Linked DNA regions of Homo sapiens: region 1 is linked to region 2. A link is a contact called in ENCODE Hi-C or POLR2A ChIA-PET data. All regions are on one chromosome and are shown on one strand. The core of a region is the stretch at or near the end of the contact, and the rest is flanking DNA. Distances in the headings are between cores, read along the strand shown. Region 1 holds the start of WBP2NL (WBP2 N-terminal like). Region 2 holds the start of SHISA8 (shisa family member 8).

What was found. Hi-C counts contacts between places; a loop is a spot of excess contacts on that map. ChIA-PET counts read pairs that join two places held with the same protein, here RNA polymerase II (POLR2A). Pooled maps may share reads with other maps.
Region 1: a loop to region 2 is called in a pooled map, with 2.5 times the contacts of the local background. The contact joins the promoter of WBP2NL here to the promoter of SHISA8 in region 2. A Hi-C loop is called at or near these places in 2 of 50 pooled maps. POLR2A ChIA-PET finds 5 or more read pairs at or near these places in 4 of 52 experiments (A673, B cell, T-cell and 1 more).

Annotation. Positions count from the first base shown.
Region 1 is chr22:41,996,737-42,000,804 of GRCh38, reverse strand. WBP2NL (WBP2 N-terminal like) reads right to left here and starts at 2,017. Exons shown (of 6, transcript NM_152613.3): 1 at 1,925-2,017. The coding sequence starts at 1,986. It overlaps SEPTIN3 (septin 3), which reads right to left. Exons shown (of 12, transcript NM_001363845.2): 12 at 2,584-3,903. The coding sequence ends at 3,838. It also overlaps the pseudogene SLC25A5P1. RefSeq lists enhancers at 1-101, 1,436-1,950, 1,951-2,467 and a silencer at 2,065-2,124.
Region 2 is chr22:41,912,325-41,916,656 of GRCh38, reverse strand. It overlaps SHISA8 (shisa family member 8), which reads left to right and starts at 1,583. Exons shown (of 4, transcript NM_001207020.3): 1 at 1,583-2,519. The coding sequence starts at 1,990. It overlaps LOC124905125 (a long non-coding RNA gene), which reads left to right. Exons shown (of 2, transcript XR_007068113.1): 2 at 1-146. RefSeq lists silencers at 1,465-1,624, 1,645-1,724, 1,795-1,864, 1,905-1,984, 2,125-2,204 and 1 more and an enhancer at 1,357-2,282.

The sequences.
Region 1 (4,068 bases), core at 768-3,267, 84 kb before region 2:
CGCCACCACTCCCGGCTGTTTTTTTTTTTTTTGTATTTTTAGTAGAGATGGGGTTTCAACATATTGGCCAGGCTGCTCCTGAACTCCCGATCTTGTGATCCACCCACCTGGGCCTCCCAAAGTGCTGGGATTACAGGCGTGGGCCACCGCGCCCGGCTATCTTGAGCATTCTTGACAGACTCCTCGCTGTCAATTTATCAGTGGCAACTATTCACTGGTTGGAAATGGGAAGCAATAATAGTCATCTGACCAGTTTTCTCTTAAAGCCATTTCTATGATGATGATGATGATGGGACTCAATTATGTTTTTTATTTCAGTCACTCCTAATAAATAACAAATTTGGAGAAATAAAAATATCTTAAGAAAAGAAAAAAGAAAAGAAAAGAAAGGCTTCACACCATGGAATGACAAGTGCTCAAATGGCTCTCAGTAAGTGCTCACGGGGACACCACTGTCAGAGTGGTGAGCAATCATCTACCACAAAATGGAACAAAGCAGCAGAGGTACGTAGGAAGCAGGTGAGAACATACAACCTCTAAGGCCCATATAAATCTGTCAAGAAAACTTTCTGGAGGAAGGAAAGATAGAAGAAAGACCTGGATATCAGCATTTGGTAACGTCTACTTCGATCTTCCTGACAACTACATTCAAACTGACCTGAGTGTGCTGGCCCCAAGCACATCATCCAGCTTGAGTTTCAATGCTGGTTGGGAGAAAAGGAAATTGAGGGCAAGTCAGAGCCCAGAAAGGAGCGCAATTTAGAACTGCACAGCGGGGGAGACTGAGTTTGAGTGTAGGAAACGGGAAAGGGGGCGTGTGGGGTAAAGAGGTGAGCGCAGTGGAGTCAGGCCTTAGTGAACAAGTGTGCTTGAAGGTGGAGATGGGCACCCCTCTGGCTGAGTCTGCTCCAGTAGAGAGCTCAGGGGCCAGCAGCAGGCACCGCAAGGAGCAAAGCAACTGGTGTAAGCCCCACAGCTTCCTGCGACCAACAGTGCTTTGTTGTGCCCAGGCATCTGTTCAGTCCCATCTTTTATTTTAAGACAGGATCTGGCTCTGTTACCCAGGCTGGAGTGCAGTGGTACAATCTGAGCTCACTGCAGCCCAAACTCCTGGGTTCAAGCAATCCTCTTACCATCGCCTCCCAAGCAGCTGGGATTATGGGTGCACACCACCATGGCCCACTAATTTTCTACTTTTTGTAGAGATGGGGTCTCACTATGTTGCCCAGTCTTGTCTCAAACTCCTGGGCCACCTCAGCTTCCCAAACTGTTGGGATAAGAGGCATGAGCCACTGCACCTGGCCTCAATTTTTTCAATTTTGTTTTTAAAAGCAGACATCTCCCTGGTTGGAGCAAGGAGGAAACATGGCTTTAGAAAGTTTCCAGGTCCAAGGAGAAGCCCCACAACAGTTTGAGATCTTTCCAGAATGATCCACACTCGACCTCCTCATCCCTCTTACCAAAGAGCGACACCTTGTTCGTGGAAGTAGGAGGAGATACACACCCAGTACCTGTCCTCATCCAACAAAGTCGCAGGCACCCAAGGGCAGCCACGCTGCCACCGAAGGCCCCCGGCTGCTCACAACCGCCGGTCAGCTCCGGCCTCTCTTCGAAGGACACACGCGTCTCGCACCCCCTCCCCGCCCCGCCCTGAGGAGACATGCGTCTGGGCCCCGCGCCTTGAAAAGGCGCATTCCCACCCCCACCCCTCAAACGCGCGAGGCCACGCGTTCCGGCCTCCGCCACCTCCACATGCCGGAACACCAGTGAGGGGCGCGCGCTCCCAAAGGTCGGGGGCGGAGCTAAGAGCGCCGCGCCCAAAAAAGGCGGCAAAGTCCCTGACTCGCTGAGAGTTTGCGAGCCGCCATGTCTATCTCATTCGTCTCCTCTCCTCCGACAGCACGCCGTGCTTCCCCTCAGGCACCTTTCACCGTTAGGGATGAGGGCTCCGCGGCGGTTCTCGGTGTGGCTCTGATTCACCGCCATCTTGCTTCGGGCCTCCTGCCGCCCCGTAGATGGAAAGGGGCGGGACCTGCGCCGAGCTGTGGGGCGCGGTTCTGAAGGGGAGGGCGGAGATTATGACGTAAGGAGGAGGAGGAGGAGGAGCGAGACCGGGTCACGTGGTGGGGCAGTGCCCGGGGAGCGGGGCGGAGTCAGGGTAGAGGCCCCCGCCGAGAAAGGGGAGAAAGAGGCGGGCCCTGAGAATTGGCTCGAGCGCGAAGGGGTGAGTGATAGGTGAGTGGCCTCCCGACCTCACCTGCCCCCTTAGCCCCCTGCCTTTAGGTATGGACTTGGGTTGGTCCTGTCAGGAATGATCTCAGCTCACTGCACCTCCAACCTCCCATGCTCAAGCCATCTTCCCACCTCAACCTCCCATCCATTACTCACTTTGGTTATGAAACACTAGAAAATAATGACTGAGGCCCGACCTGACGCCAACTGAAGATGAACTGACCTCACAAAGTGTTTTCATCTCTAATATCTGTGGCTATTTCTTACCAAGAGAGTCTCACCCTCCACACATGGGTGAGATGACATAATGGCTGATTTGGTCAAGGAGCACAAATAAGACAGGCCAGGCAGTTACTGTTCAAACAGCAATGTTTAGTTGTACAACACATAAAGTCTAGCAACAATTACAGGACCAGTTTGAGTGTCTGTTTGCTTGTTTTCAATTGGGAAATTTAACTGTAATGTCACCGTAAGATTGGCTGGGACTGGTAACATTTAAGAAACGGGTTGTTCTTGCATCCCCTAGGCGTGGGCCTCTTGCTCCATCAGGACTTGGTTGTAGATGAATGGCCCACAAGTCACCAGCCTTTGAGCAAGTTGTGTCCAGGTGGAGACAGGAAGAGGGTGGGCAAAGGGGAATTCTATAAAGACACAGTGTGTGGGGCAGTGGCAGTCAACATTCGCAAACATTCATGCATCTGATGGGGGGCTTTGCCCTCCCTTGGGTATTTTCCATTAGCCTACAGTGACCACCTGTGGTCAGGCTAATTCATTACTCACATTAATGGGGAAGGGGGTTGGGGGTAGGAGTAGGTAGGGTAGGTGGGAAGAGATCCCTCTTATTGCTGAGTGGACAGAAGGGTGCTAGTTTTTCCTTAGCGTGTACATATTGTGGGTTTCTGGGGGTTTGTGTGTGTGTTTAGTTTTTGTTTGTTTGTTTGGACAGAAGAAAGTCAACTCCAGCAATGTCTTCTTAGGAAAACCACTCTTCCTCAGTGGCTGCGTTATGAGGTGGGGAGGATGTACAACCGCACTCTGGGACAGCCACAAGTGGTGATTTTTTAAAAAGTGATCCTAGCCCTTGCTCCCCAACATCTGTAGTGACCCACCCTCATGAATATCTTTAAGTAATGAAGGAGACACCCTTGTCCCACTTTGGGGCTCACACAGCTGATCTCAATGAATCTAGTAAGCAGAAAAATTGCTTTCTTGACCCTTTAAGGAAGCCAAGAGTAGCTCATGCAGATGAATGGGTAGGGAGCAATGCCATTGCCCTTAGAGATGGTTACAAGTAGCTGGGATGGGCTTACAAGGGCAGAAGGAGCTCTTGATGAGTTCTTTCACCCTGCAGATGGGCTAGGACCGGCTGACGCAGATGATGCAGTAGGGCTGTACTGGCAGAACCCCACTCCACTGGGAGGAGAGGAGTGGTTTGGATAAATGGAGGATGCAACTGGCCTAAAGAGGCAGCTGGCCCCTCCCACCTACTGAGGGCTGAGAGGGGCTGTGGTGGTGAGCTGGACGAGCACAGCACTAAAAAGGGCTTGGCCCTGCAGCAATAACAGCTGAGAGGAATGGAGTGAGAAGCAGCGCTTGAAATGGCCTTCATTCAGCAGTGGGGCAGGGGGTGGCTGGCACAGGTGGAAGGACAGTGCCCAGGAGGCCTTCTCCCTGCAGGGGGGTTGAGAACGGTTGAGGGTGTGGAGACCAGCAGCTGGCAGCAGACATATAAAATACCTTCTCCAGGGAGGCTCAGATCATGGTTCAGGGGTGCCAGGCACCATTCCTACTCAGCCTTTCCAACGCCCACCTCCCATGCCCATAGATCTTCCCCTG
Region 2 (4,332 bases), core at 334-2,833:
TACAGGCGTGAGCCACTGCCCCCAGCCAAACGAAAAGTTTAAGGATGGCAAAAAGTAAACCACAAACTAGTTACAATCCAGCATGTAAATGTGGCATATTTTAGTGTGGTTGTCTCTGGACATGGGATTAAAGCAATTTCATTTAATTCCTTTGTTCATCTGTGTTTTTTCTTCTAAACTGGTAATAAGGGGTCCTTTAATGAGGGTGGGTTTTCGGGGCTGGATGGGAAGTGTGTGTACATGTGTGTGCACATGTGTGTGTGTAGGTGGAGGGAGCAGGCTGTCTTTGGCCAGGGCACAAGGAGAAGCTCTGAGTGGGGAGGTCACCTCCTCTTCCTGTCTGAACCCATTAATACCTGAAATTAGTCTGTCAGCCCCTCATGTCAGGCAACAGACTTGATCCTCCTTAAAATGTAAATCCTTCCTCTTCTTCTCCCCCACCTTCTCCACTTTCATAAGCTGGTCCCAGTTGCTGAGAGAAGGACGGATGGAAAGGGGACCAGGAGGGACCCTAGGGAGCCCCAAATGTTTCATCTCACAGAAACTAGGCGCTGGAGTCCTTTCATTCATTTATTCATTCAGCAAATGCCGACAGAGGCCTGAGCTGCACACTGGGTGAATTGCACGCCCAGTCCTTGCCCTCCTGCTGTTTCCGTCTGGACAGAGGGAGGTTCCATATCGACCCCTATCTCCTGGAAGGGGCAGATTATGAGTCTGCCCTCCAGGAAGAGTCTTTGATGTTAAGATGAGATACTGAGGCAGGGAGAAGCCAAGCACCAGGACCTTCTCCAGTTCAACTCAACCCCGAAAACACCACTGGGCCGTGCTGGGACCGGGTCCGGGCTCCTTAGGGCCCCCACACCCTACCCCTCGGTTTGTGAAAGGACCTGCGGGTGGGCGCAGGGCGGAGGTCTTCCTTTTCCAGGCTTTCCTTTTCCAGGGCAGGGGCGAGCCCAGTCCCCCTCTCCTCACACCTGGGGAGGGAGCAGATCGCGGAAGTGCGTCAGCCAAGCCGTGCCCATCGACGCAGGGATGGGGACATCCCTGGACCCCAGCCCAGCGTTCGAGGGGTTCTGGAACTGGGCTCGCGCCGTGGGGTAAATCCTTGGCCCTCTGAAGCGGCGCTGCCAGGGGAAGTCCTTCCCATTTGACAGGTGGGAAAATCGAGGCGCCGAGAGGGGAAGGGGCCCTCCTTATGTTATGATCAGAACGGACAGAGGGGACGGGAAGGAGGTGAGAGGGTGGCCCTGCCCGTCCCGGGGCAATTCCGGGCTGCTTTGACCTCCGCGCCTGTAAGGTACAGGTCCCCGCACCTGTAAGACAGGGACGCTCTAGTCGCGGGCCCTAGAACTGATCCCCTTCGAGCGCCCAGTTCCGATGAATGTTTCGGGGCAGTCTTTGTGGAGGGGGGTTCCCTGTGGGGCCTCCCGGCTCCGCGGGGCCTGCTGCCTCCTCTCGCCCCTCGCGGCAGCCGCGCTCCTCCCCCGGCTCTGCCTCCCTTCCGCCCTCCCTCCTCTCTCCCTCCCCCGCCCGCCCGAGCCCGCGCCGAGCCCGAGCGGGAGCCGGAGCCGGAGCCGGAGCCAGAGCGCGGGCTGTACTGAGAGCGCGGCGGGAAGGTAGCGCAGTCGGGCGGCCCGCGGCCCCGGCGCGGCCTCCGCTAGGGCCAAGACCCGCACACCTGCCGGGCCGGGGAGAAGCCGGGGGCCGCGCGCAGGCGAGGACCCGCCGCCCGGCCCGGGGAAGATCTCAGGACGCGGACCGGGCAGCTCGGGTCCGAGGTGAGCCCGGGCGGAGGACGCGCCCACCGGAGGTGCGGCCTCGGAGCTCCAGACCCAGCCCACTCGGGGCTGGGGTCCCCAGAGGAGGCCGACGGCCGAGGCGGCGTGCGCCGGGAGCCAGCGCGATCCCTGCGGGAGCGGAGGAGCCGAGCCGGAGGGAGCCGCGGCGCCCGGCCATGCACCGGGCGCAGTAGCGGGAGGCGCGGGCCCGATGGCGCGGGCCGGGGCGCGGGGACTGCTCGGCGGCCGCCGTCCTCCCGGCCTCCGGCTCGCGCTCGCGCTTCGGCTCGCGTTGCTGCTGGCGCGGCCGCCGTCGGGCCGCGCGGGAGCCCCCGAGGCGCAGGGTCCCGCGGCGCCCGGCACGACAGCCCCGGAGGGGGGCGACCGCTGCCGCGGCTACTACGACGTGATGGGCCAGTGGGACCCGCCCTTCAACTGCAGCTCCGGAGCCTACAGCTTCTGCTGCGGCACGTGCGGCTACCGCTTCTGCTGCCACGACGGGCCGCGGCGCCTCGACCAGAGCCGCTGTTCCAACTACGACACGCCGGCCTGGGTCCAGACAGGCCGGCCGCCCGCCCGCGCCCGCGACACCGCAGCGCCCCGGGACCCCGGCCGCGAGCGCAGCCATACGGCCGTCTACGCTGTGTGCGGCGTCGCAGCGCTGCTGGTGCTGGCCGGCATCGGGGCGCGCCTGGGACTGGAGAGGGCGCACAGCCCGCGCGCGCGGCGCACAGTGACCAGGTGAGCACGCGCCGCCCAGGGACCCCCGCCTGCTCCTCGGACTGCTCTCCCTGCCCGCTGATCCTTCCCGCCGCTCTCGAAGCGCTGGTTCTCCCAGCAGGCCCCTTCTCTGGGTTTTCCTGTCTCCTTCTCCCCCCGCCGCCCCCCCAACACTTCATCAGGGAGACACCTGACACCGCCCTGACTCCCTTTGACCTTCTGCCCGTGCTGGGCGCCGCACCGCCTTTCCCTGCTCGAGTCTCCTCTGGAGGGCAGGGGGGTGGGGGCGGGCTGGGAGGGGGACAGGTAGCCTTGCACAGAGGGCACCGGGTCACTGTCCAGGGTAAGGGGCGCCGCTGGCCAGGGAGGTGACCGGGCGTCTTGGGCACGGGAAAGGAAGGGGCGCTTGGTTCTCTGGGTGCCCATCTCCTGCTTCTCCCCACTCCTCCCTCCCCTCTTCCACCTCCTGCCTCTCCCCTGCCCCCACAGCTGTGACTCAAGGCTGCCCTTCCCTCCTTGGGTTTCAAAGGCCTCCCCCCACTCACCCCATGCCACAGCTCCCAGGTGAAGGTCAGGGCTCCCTCTGCGTAGAAAGGGGACTCTGGAACACAGTCGTGTGTTGCTGAGGCCAGGACAGGTGCTTGTTGCATTCTGAGCTTGGTGTGAAGTGGGCACTACAGGGTCCAGGTCCCCTTCCTCGGTTGGAACGAGGACTCTAGGACTCTATGTGTCCTGACCCTGGAACTCCCACCCACATGCCACACGTGGCACTCACATGCCCCCAGCAACCCCCATGCCCTGGGGCCTGTGCCCTCCTCATCCACCCGGTCCCAGCACCCTTTGGGCCTGTGGGCTGCTGACACCGAATGTGACAGGCTGGTATTTAAAAGTGACCATAGAGAAGCCTTCATACCCTGGCAGGCCAGATGTGGACACTTCCCCCTCCTGGGCCTCAGAGGCAGGGGGTGAGGGCTTCCTTGGCACTTCAGCACCCCTCGCTCCCGAAACCACGTAGCCCACTTTCTCCCAGGGAGCTCTAAGGGAAGCCCGGGCTGGCACCCTGGCCTCCACCCTCAGCTTCTGCACTGCCTTCAGGAGGTGGAGCCTCCTGGCCTGGCTTCTGGATGCTGCAGGGGTAGGGGCTGGGCTGCCCAAATTTGGGGGTCCCCCATGATGGGTGAGGGTAGCTTGGAAGAGGCCTGGATATGTCTTTGACAGGGGCGGGGAAAAAGGAACTTAGGGCTGCGATGGTGAGGGGTGGCTGCAGCAGCCCAGCTGACATGTTCATCCTGAACTCCCTGCACCTGCTGGGGATGGGGCAGCAGGTTTGGTGATGCCGCAGGAAAGCCATGCCCACCCTTGCTGTGCTGTGTGGTGTAGGCCAGTCCCTTCTCCTTTCTGGGCTTCAGGCTCCCATGGCCCCAACTCCCTTTTCTCTGCTGGGGAGACCTGGAATGGGACGTAGGCTTGTGTGTGGGTGTGTCCTGAGTCCCTGTCCTCCCCTCGAGTCTCACCCTTCATTCTGCTGTGTTGGGGTTGAAGGCCAGGGAAGGCTTCTCAGAGGGCTTGGGCGGGGCATCTGGAAAGAGTTTGTGCAAAGGCCCAGAGGCGTGGTGGTTACTCAGCTGTCAGGGAGACAGGAGCTTGAGGTGCTTGCCCAGAGATGAGGCCACAGAGGTGAGCCTCTGGGGAGAGGGCAGGGCAGGAAGGTCAGCCCAGGCAGGTACTAGGATGGTTTCAGACCCTGCCACCAAACCTGAAGCCAAACCTCGGCCATCCCTGGTGTCCTGCCTCCTGAATGACCTTCACGAATCAGCCATTTGAGGCTCTAGCC